Regions from separate parts of the Homo sapiens genome. Here regions 2 and 3 are each linked to region 1. Evidence: chromatin contacts called from ENCODE Hi-C or POLR2A ChIA-PET data. All regions are on one chromosome and are shown on one strand. The core of a region is the stretch at or near the end of the contact, and the rest is flanking DNA. Distances in the headings are between cores, read along the strand shown.

Region 1 (3,199 bases), core at 183-2,682:
CTCCTCTACCACTTACACCTGTAAATGTAGTTTTCTTCCTCGACTTGGGAAAAAAAAAAGCACAGTGAACAAATTTCAGAGTGCAGCTATCACCTCAATAGAACTTGACGAAAAAGGAAAATACATGTTCTTTACCCCCAACAACTTTGTGACAATTTTTAAAAATGGTTTAAAATTGTTTAAATATCTACTAGTGGAAATATCAAACTAAATACTTACACGTCAAATCATTTTTTTTTTAAGGTGACAGGATGTCACTGCGTTGCCCAGGCTAGCGAGCTCAGTGGCCCAACACAGGAGTTTGGAACTCCTGGGCTCAAGGAATCCTCCCTCCTCAGTCTCTCGAGTCGCTGGAACTACAGGCGCGCACCACCGTGTCCGGCCAAATTTTAATTGATTGACTGATTGATTTTATTTTATTTTATTTTTTTCTAGAGATGGGGGTCTCGCTATCTTGTCCAGGCTGGTCTCGAACTCCTGAGACCAAGCGATCCTCCTGCCTTGGCCTCCCAAAGTGCTGGGGATAATAGACGTGTTCCAAGGCGCCTGGCCCCAAATCTTTGTCTTGGTAATGGAATAAAAAGCGGGGTATACAGTTGGCGTGTAGGGCTTAAATCCTCAGATGACGCCAAAGTTTCTAACCAATGATTTCAAACGGCTTCCCATTAACTTCTCATTAACCTAGCGAACAAGAAAGTGACACGCTGAGATTTTGGATCCTTTTTTTTCCGAGGCTCTCCCTCTGGCAGAGAAAGAGGCGCACAAACAAGGGGTGTGGCCCACTGGCAAATCAGTCAGACCATCCCGAATCAGGGACAAACACTGGAAAGCAGAGAGGAAAAAGAAGTTTCGCGTTTCCGCTCCTCGGACTCTGCTCCAGAATTCAGCTTTACCCGTCCGAAGCAGCGGCGTCAGAACAAGCTACTAAACATCACCCGCACCGCCTCCCGGGAGGGGCTGGGTCCCCTCTCGGCTGTGACACCGCCGGGCAGTGGGAGCTGAGCGGGGCCAGCGCCTCTCCCCCGAGGGAAACCCGAGGCCCAGAGGGGCCGAGGGAGCCCGTCACGAAAACTCCAGAAGTTCCTAAGCAGGGACCTGAACCAAAGGTCTCTGCCCACGGCGCGGGATGTAGTGCCGCCGCTCCACTTGAGAAAGGGGTCCCCACACGGGAGTAGGGCGAGGGGGTCGCCTCCCGCCGCCGAAACCAGTCCCTCCCTGAGTCGCCAAGTCCCGAGTCCCGCCCTCTCCCCGCAGGGCTCCCGGAGAGGACCTCCGCCTTCTCGCTTCGCCCCTCCGCCTCGCTCAGGAGGAGACCTGCCACGGCCCTGTCTGACCTGTCGCCGCTGGGACTGAGCCGGCAGCGCGAAGCCTCCATGCCCGCCACCGAGGAAGCCCCCACCACGTACACACTCTTCCCCGCCGTCGCTAGAGTGGCTAGGCTGGCACGCCGCCGCGTCCCGCCTCCTGGCAACCGCGTTCCACACTGTCGCCGCCGCCGATTGGTCCGTGTTCTCGTGGCTCCTGTCTCATTGGCTATTGCCGGGGCCCAACGATGCGGGAGGGTTGCTAAGGGGCGGGAGGCGAGCGGGAGTTAAACGCGCCTGCGCGGGGGTGGGGTGACGCGAGCTAAGGCTTGGTCCTCTGGAGCGCCTCGCGGGGCCGGTACTGAGCGGGAAGACTTTGTTTTTGCCTGGGCCTCGCCCGCCGCGCGGCCAGCAGGCGAGTCCGGTCAGAGGAGTCTCCTATACCGCACCAACCGCCACGCACGCAACGGCTCCTCGCACCCCCGCCATTTTTACCGAGCCCACCCAGAGCGCTTCCCGAGGTCTGCCCTGTGAGGATGTACAGACCTCTGCCGCTTCCCATTCTGGCCCCTGCCCTGATACCAGCGGCCTTCGTGGACCCCCTCTGGTACCCTCTCCACTCCATCAGTCACTCCCAGTGAAACGCATCTTCCATAGGCTGGCCTTGAACTTCAACTGCACAGAACTTAAGCTTCCCCTACTCCAGCCCAAGCTTTTAGGTCATTCCTAGACCTGCTCTACAGACTCCCCTAAAGCACACGAGGGAATCCAGAGACTTTAATTTTTTGAGACAGGGTTTCTCTCTCGCCCAGACTGCAGTGCAGTGGCCCGGTCTCAGCTCACCGCAACCTCCGCCTCCCAGGCTCAAGCGATTCTCCTGCCTCAGCCTGTGGAGTAGCTGGGATTACAGGCAGGGGCCACTACTGCCTGGCTATTTTTCGTATTTTTAGTAGAGATAGGGTTTCACCATGTTGGCCAGACTGGCCTCTTAACTCCCGACCTCAAATGATCCACCCGCCTCAGCCTCCGAAAGTGCTGGGATTACAGGCGTGGGCCCGTCCTGGAGACTCTTTCCATCTACCTTTCTACCTCCTGTGGGCCTTCCTCAAACATCCATAGCCCACCGTGAGAGCCCCTGTCTAAATGTGTACTCTTGTCTCCAATAAATCCCGTCCCCAAATGTCAGTCCCTTTCTCCCTACCGACATGCACATTATAGTCCCTACAAAACATCCTGAGTCCTGACAAGTCACTGCACAAATGGCTTTATGGCGTTCTAAGGTCAAAGTTGTTTCCACATTGGTTTTGAACCTACAAGTTAGTACTTTAGGAGGCACACGCTGAGAGTGGACCGTTACACTGCCTGGGTCAGCGTGCACTCACTGTGTGACCTGTGCATGGTTCATTCTCTGCATCAAACTCCCATCTGTAAAATATACAGTAATCCCTGCTTGATCTAGTTGGGGCTGGACCTGACACAGTAGGTCCAGCTGAATGAATGCTAAATGAATGGGTTTAATGAGATGCTACTTGTCTGAGTAAAAGGCCGAGACATTCGGTTGACTGGGGAAGTCCTTCTGCATTAATTACAATAAGTAATACTCATTGAAAACTTTCCTTATTTACACACAGTTGAACAGTTATTCTAAGAAACCATTTTCCCACCCTATTTAATATTGACAGATTTCTTCAGTTAGAAACAAAAACTCAAAACACACGCAATCCTAAAGAACTCATCTATGTCCCCCTTATCTCCCCTCATCTTATGTAGTCCCTAAAACAGGGCTTGCTGCCCTTTCTTCTTCTTGCCTTTTCAGCAGATGAGTCAAGGTTGCAGAGGTGGCAGTCAACCATAGAGTCACAGAGTTTGATTTTTTTCCATCCATCAGGTCGTAG
Region 2 (3,199 bases), core at 390-2,889, 45 kb after region 1:
AGACACAAAAAGCCACATATTATATGACTGCATTTACATGAAATGTCTAGAACCTGCAAAGCCACAGAGCTGGAAGGTGAATGGATGCTTCCCAGATGCTGGAGGAGGGGAGAACTGAAAATATTTTTGAACTAGATAGGGGTAGTGGTTGCACAACACTGTGAATATATGAAAAGCCACTGAAGTGTACGTACACTTTAAAATGGTAAATTTTGTGTTATGTGAATTTCATCTAAATTAAAAATAATGTAATACATCGAACTCTTGTAGAGCGTTTCTCAGTTTCCTTCTAACGCCATGTCCGTGATTGTCTTACATGGTCCTTCTCTTTGCTCCTCTCTGCTTGGTGTATGTGAGTCTATGTGTGACGGGGTGTGTGAGAGCAGAATTGAGGGGTGAAGGAGCGTTTCCTGAGTGCTCCACGGGAGTGCCAGGGCTCTGGGAATTTACCCAATCTCCTCACTCTGGACTGGGAATGAGGGTGGAAAGGAGGGTTCCCTTTACATAGGATCCAAAAATGTCAGAGCTGGGCAGGCCATTAGAAAACACGCCTAACAACCTCAGACTTCAGATGGGCAAAGTGAAGCCCGTCGAGAAGTGACTTGCTCCGGACCACAAAGCCAGGCAGCCTCCTGGCGAGAGGACGGGAGGGGTGTGCTGGAGCGGGGACTGCAAGGCCTGGGCTACCATCTGCTTCTCGGGCTACTTGCCACCTCACAGCGAGAGGCCCTGGGCATGGTTAGAGGGTGGGCAAGAAGATTTAGGGAGTGGGAGGAAGAAAGCCATTGGGATTCTTGAAAACAAGCTGCCTACTCTCTGGCCTTAAGCTAGGGGCGGGCAGAAAGGAAGCTGCACTCACACAGGCTCCTGCCCTGGCAGACCCTGCCCACCCAGAAGCTCCCAGCCTCTAGTCAGGACTTCACCCCGCCCCACCACCTTCCAGCCCTGCTCTCCGGAACAGCCTCTGCTCTGCAGCAGTATCCAGGCTCTCTTGTTCATCGGCCAGAGACACAGAAGTAAGGCTTCTGGCGCCCCCTAGCTCCAGCAGGCCATGGGGGTCTGCGGGGCAGCAATAGCAAGCACGCGACCTTCCGGGCCTGGGGACCCTAACGAGGCAACCCCCAGCCAGGCAGGTGCAGTGGTGTGCACCTGTAGTCCCAGCTACTTGGGAGGCTGAGGCAGGAGGATCGCTTGAGCCCAGGAGTTTCAGACCAGCCTGGGGAATACAGTGAGACCCTAACTCAACAAAAAAAAGAAAAAGAAAATCACCCCAGCTCAGCCTACATACACTTGGCTGGCAAGCATGAGCAACCTCCTTACTCCATCCCCACACACGAATGAACCTAGAGGTCCTGAAAGCCTTTGGTGGGGTGGGGTGGGGGGAATCTCTGTATCTGTATCTGCCTAAAGATCCACTCTTTCACCACAGCTGGAGTGCAGCTCTGAGAGGGAGGCAGGGGTGAAGGTATGGACACCCCTTTCCCCCACATACTTCACTCCCCAGAACACCCTGTGCCCTGCTGAATGCCACCAGCTTCACGGACAACAGTTAATCCCAGCAAAGGAAGTCTTCCCAGCCATTTCCGGGCCAAAAACTCCCCTCCCTCCACCTCCCCCTTTCCAAGCCTGATCTTGGTGTCATGACCTGAGCTGCTGACGCAAGTTCCTGAGCTGCTGGGAGCTTGAGGAATGGCTGGGGCCAGGGAGTCGGGAAGCTGTGGGGACTGGGAACCCCTGGGGGACCATACAGGGCCACCCACGTTGCCAGTCATGCCCTGCCAGGGTTGTCTCATCTAATTACCATGCCTCAAAAAGCCCCATAGCTGCTCCTTGAGATGACAAACTCGAGCCAAGATCCCCTCTGCAGACAGTCCCCACCCAACTCACTTTCCAGCTTCCCTGCGACCCTCCAGCCTTCATTCCAACTCATCGCTGCCTCACTTGCTGGGAGCCCCTTGTCTTCATGCCTCTTTTCCATCACTGAGCCCTGTCCTTAGTTGTGCTGCCACCGAGCCGCACACATTTGCTCTTTTCATTACACAGTGTCAATAGTGGCTGCTGCCCACCTGCCATCACAGGTAGCGGTTCCCGTGGCTCTTCACATAGCTGCTCCACTTATGTTAGTCCCAAGCCAGTTCATTCCCTGCCAGTCCCAGGGCAGAGCCTCACGAACGCCTCCACGCTTGTAAAGAATGTGGCTGCATCTTGCCATTGTCCAAATTCCAAGACAGGAATTTCGATGTGTGGCTTCCCTTAGACCACACTTATGTTTACTGGGTGTTTATGGAACGTTGACACTAGGTATCATGACATGGTTCCCAAACAATAGTCAGTGACTTCTTTAGTCTGAGTATCACTAGGAAGGGGAGGTCGTGTCCAAGGGTGCCAAGTGCAGGCCCACAGCTTAGGCAAGGAGGAGGGAAAAATACAGGGGAATGGAAGCGGGAAATAAAAAAGATAAACAAAGAGGGAGGGACAGGAGTGCTGAAGGTAGGTCCTGTATGATTTCCACCTTGGAGATACTAAGCTGAGGCATACAGTTTACTATTATTTAATTTATTATAATTATTATTTTGAGACAGGGTCTTGCTCTGCTGTCCAGGCTGGAGTGCAGTGGTGTGATATTGGCTCACTGCAACCTCTGCCTCCTTGGTTCAGGTGATTCTCCTGTCTCAGCTTCCCAAGTAGCTGGGATTACAAGCGCACACCGCTATGCTCAGCTAATTTTTGTATTTTTAGTAGAGACAGGGTTTCGTCACATTGGACAGGCTGGTGTCGAACTCCTGACCTCATGTGATCCGCCCACCTCAGCCTCCCAAAGTGCTGCGATTACGGGCATCAGCCACCATGCCCAGCCTTATTTTATTTTTTTTGAGACAGGGTCTCACTCTCACCCACGCTGGAGTGTAGCTGTGTGATCTCAGCTCATTGCAACCTCTACCTCCCAGGCTCAAGCAATCCTCCCACTTCAGCCTCCTGAGTAGCTGGGACCACAAGCGTGTGCCACCATGCCTGGCTATTTTTTTTTGTATTTTTAGTAGAGATGGGGTTTCGCCATGCTTGCCCAGGCTGAACTCCTGGGCTCAAGAAGTCCTCCCTCTTTGGCCTCCCAAAGTCCTGGGATTACAGGCGTGAGCCACCATGCCTGGCCTAGTTTACTACTTTTTGCTATTCTGTCTCATTCAAACTTCGCACCAAC
Region 3 (3,199 bases), core at 294-2,793, 33 kb before region 1:
TCAGGGTGAGTAATTTAGCTTTGGTTAAATAGAAAATTATTTTTGCTCCGACTCATCCTATCTGTCCAACGCATATCTTTCACTTTCTTTTGTTGTAAAAATAGTGGTAGTAAAATAATAGGAAAGTACCATGGTCACCTTCATGTTAAAGACAGGAAAACTGTCTTTACAAACCCCCAAGGCACTATTACAACTATTAAATCAGATGAGGTAGTACATGTCAAGTGCCTGACACATGATGGACACTCACAATGTCAGGCTCCAGCTACTTCCCTGCTCCCCTAGCACGTAGGCAGACACACATCCTTCTTTGTTCAGCGGAATCACCCCCTCCCTTCCTCCTGGTACCTCTCTTGTCTCTTCTCATTGCCCTAGCAGAGCAATTCTGCATCTCCCCTGCCTGTGCTTTTGCAAACACCACACTATATTGGAACTGGAGGTCAGGCCATCATCAGTCAAACGATCTCCTAAATAGCTTTCCTGTTTCTGGACTTCCCCCTTCAATTCCTTCTTTCTGGTACACAGTAATTTTTCCACAGCTCAACTGTGATCATATCATTGTTCAGCTTAAAATTCCTCACAGGTTCTTACTGCTCTTTTTTTTTTTGAGACGGACGGAGTCTTGCTCCGTCGCCCAGGCTGGAGTGTAGTGGCGTGATCTCGGCTCACTGCAAGCTCCGCCTCCCGGGTTCACGCCATTCTCGTGCCTCAACCTCCCGAGTAGCTGGGACTACAGGCGCCCGCCACCACACCTGGCTAATTTTTAGTAGAGACAGGGTTTCACCGTGTTAGCCAGGATGGTCTTGATCTCCTGACCTTGTGATCCGCCCGTGTCGGCCTCCCAAAGTGCTGGGATTACAGGCATAAGCCATAGCGCCCAGCCCTATTTTTTTTTAATTAATTTTTATTTTTAATTTTTATTTTTTGAGACAGGGTCTCACTCTACACACAGGCTGGAATGCAGCAGCACAATCTTGGCTCACTGCAGCCTCGAACTCTGGGGCTCAAGCAATCCTCCCACCTCAGCCTCCCAAAGTGCTGGGGTTATAGGCATGAGCCACTCCACCCAACCCAATTTTTTTTTTTTTTTAATTTTTAAAGACATGGTTTCATTCTGTCACCCAGGCTGGAGTGCTGTGGCATGATCATAGCTCACTGCATCCTCAATAACCTGGGCTCGAGCAATCCTCCTAGCACAACCTCTCAAGTAGCTGGGACTACCAGTGTGTACCACCACACCCAGCTAATTAAAAATTTTTTTTTGTTAGAGACTGGGTCTTGCTATGTTGCCCTGGCTGGTCCTGAACACCTAACTTCAAGCAATACTCCCACCTCAGCCTCTTAAAGTGCTGGGATTACACATGTGAGCCACCATGTCCAGCCTTCTATTACTCCTTAGATAAAGTCCCAATTCCTGACATGGTCTATTAGGTCCCATATAATTAGAGCCCACTTCCCTCTCCTGGCTCATCTCTCTACATCCCCCTTCCTACCCTATGACCACACGCCCTGAGCTGCTGCCATTCTGAACTGGCCAGCACCTCTTCCTGAGTCAGGCACTAGCTCAAATATCACTTTCTCTGGGAAAGTGTCCAAGTGGAGTGAGGCGTCAGGCTCTCTCAGCACCTTGATTTTCTAGCTCTAGCCTATTTAAGTGCATGAAGCTTCAATTAGAATAAGCGCTCCATGAGGGCAGGAACCATGCTTACTCATGTATCCTAAGTACCTAGAATGTTGCCTCAGATATGGTATGTACTCAAACATATTTTCTTACTTTACTTCTGTTGTTGTTGTTGTTGAGACGGGGTCCTGCTCTGTAACCCAGGCTGGAGTGCAGTGGTGCAATCGCAAGCTTAGTGCAACCTCCACTTCCCAGGCTCAAGCCATCCTCCTGCCTCAGCCCCCCAAGTAGCTGGGACTACAGGTGTGCGCCACTGCACCCAGACAATTTTTTTTTTTTTGCATTTTTTGTAGAGACAAGGTTTCTCCATGTTGCCCAGGCTGGTCTTGAACCCTTGGACTCAAGTGATCTGCCCGCCTCAGCCTCCCAGAGTGTTAGGATTATAGGCATGAGCCACCATGCCTGGACTCAAAACATACTTTCTTTTTCTTTTCTTTTTTTTTTTTTTTGAGAAGTTTCACTCTTGTTGCCCAGGCTGGAGTGCAATGGTGCAATCTTGGCTCACTGCAACCTCTGCCTCCCAAGTTCAAGCAATTCTCCTGCCTCAGCCTCCAGAGTAGCTGGGATTAATAGGCACCCACCACCATGCTTGGCTACTTTTTTTATATTTTTAGTAGAGAAGGGTTTCACCATGTGCTGGTCTCAAACTCTAGACCTTCAGGTGATCCACCCACCTTGGCCTCCCAAAGTGCTGGAATTATAGGCGTGAGCCACTAAGCCTGGCCAAAACATACTTTCTAAATAAGTGAATATACAAATTTGTTTAAACGTTCATTTATTATGCCATTCCGTGGTAGAATCTCCTGATTCATATATGCCAGGACCTAGCAATGTTTGCCTAATGCAAAGTAGGTACCCAATACATATTCATTATTGGGCTTCAGTTTTCTCATCTGCAAAGGGGATGCTTAATCCCTTCTCATTATAAAATTATTTTTCGGCTGGGCGTGGTGGCTCACGCCTATAATCCTAGCTAGCACTTTGGGAGGCCGAGGCGGGCGGATCACCAGGTCAGGAGATTGATACCATCCTGGCTAACACCGTGAAACCCCGTCTCTACTAAAAAAATACAAAAAATTAGCCAGGCGTGGTGGCGGGCGCCTGTAGTCCCAGCTACTCAGGAGGCTGAGGCAGGAGAATGGCGTGAACCCGGGAGGCGGAGCTTGCAGTGAGCCGAGATCGCGTCACTGCACTCCAGCCAGCGCGACAGAGTGAGACTTTGTCTCAAAAAAAAAAAAAAAATTATTTTTCTAAAAAGGAAAGAAGACTACAAGGGACCTTTGAAATGTATGGGAATATTTATGGAAATGAGAGCTCCAACTAGAAGAAAGGCTATCAATCATCACCAACTATGAAATGGAGGTGGAGTAGAGGGGTTGAGTGACAACTCTGTCAGAAGAAGAGGGTGGGAACTGAAAATAGTCAAAAAGAAACAAACAGTCATCTATGGCCATCTATGGCAGCTAGTATTTTATATTTAATTATCTTCTTTTTCTCAGGCAACAGTATAAATACTAC

What was found. Hi-C counts contacts between places; a loop is a spot of excess contacts on that map. ChIA-PET counts read pairs that join two places held with the same protein, here RNA polymerase II (POLR2A). Pooled maps may share reads with other maps.
Region 2: a map of tibial artery shows a loop between it and region 1 (2.9-fold over the local background). The contact joins the enhancer-like site here to the promoter of TULP3 in region 1. A Hi-C loop is called at or near these places in 3 of 168 maps with a recorded cell type or tissue (HepG2, ovary and tibial artery) and 5 of 50 pooled maps. POLR2A ChIA-PET finds 5 or more read pairs at or near these places in 16 of 52 experiments (A549, AG04449, AG04450 and 13 more).
Region 3: a loop to region 1 is called in a map of gastrocnemius medialis, with 10 times the contacts of the local background. The contact joins the enhancer-like site here to the promoter of TULP3 in region 1. A Hi-C loop is called at or near these places in 4 of 168 maps with a recorded cell type or tissue (A673, GM12878, gastrocnemius medialis and 1 more) and 2 of 50 pooled maps. POLR2A ChIA-PET finds 5 or more read pairs at or near these places in 14 of 52 experiments (B cell, H1, HEK293 and 10 more).

What each region holds. Positions count from the first base shown.
Region 1 is chr12:2,889,124-2,892,322 of GRCh38, reverse strand. TULP3 (TUB like protein 3) reads right to left here and starts at 1,432. Exons shown (of 11, transcript NM_003324.5): 1 at 1,335-1,432. The coding sequence starts at 1,375. RHNO1 (RAD9-HUS1-RAD1 interacting nuclear orphan 1) reads right to left here. Exons shown (of 3, transcript NM_001252499.3): 3 at 2,799-3,199. RefSeq lists a silencer at 1,537-1,586 and an enhancer at 1,857-2,036.
Region 2 is chr12:2,843,930-2,847,128 of GRCh38, reverse strand. It overlaps a transcript of ITFG2 not described here. Among named protein-coding and RNA genes, the nearest start is that of NRIP2, 10 kb to the right of the region's middle. RefSeq lists enhancers at 329-1,314, 1,315-2,302. Within about 2 kb of position 1,639, at least 8 of the 41 ENCODE cell types and tissues checked have a DNase peak (open chromatin) inside an H3K27ac peak, as active enhancers do; they include tibial artery, where a contact is called at or near this core.
Region 3 is chr12:2,922,580-2,925,778 of GRCh38, reverse strand. The region is part of intron 4 of TULP3 (TUB like protein 3); the gene reads right to left. Among named protein-coding and RNA genes, the nearest start is that of TULP3, 33 kb to the right of the region's middle. RefSeq lists an enhancer at 2,300-2,806. Within about 2 kb of position 1,543, at least 2 of the 41 ENCODE cell types and tissues checked have a DNase peak (open chromatin) inside an H3K27ac peak, as active enhancers do; they include gastrocnemius medialis, where a contact is called at or near this core.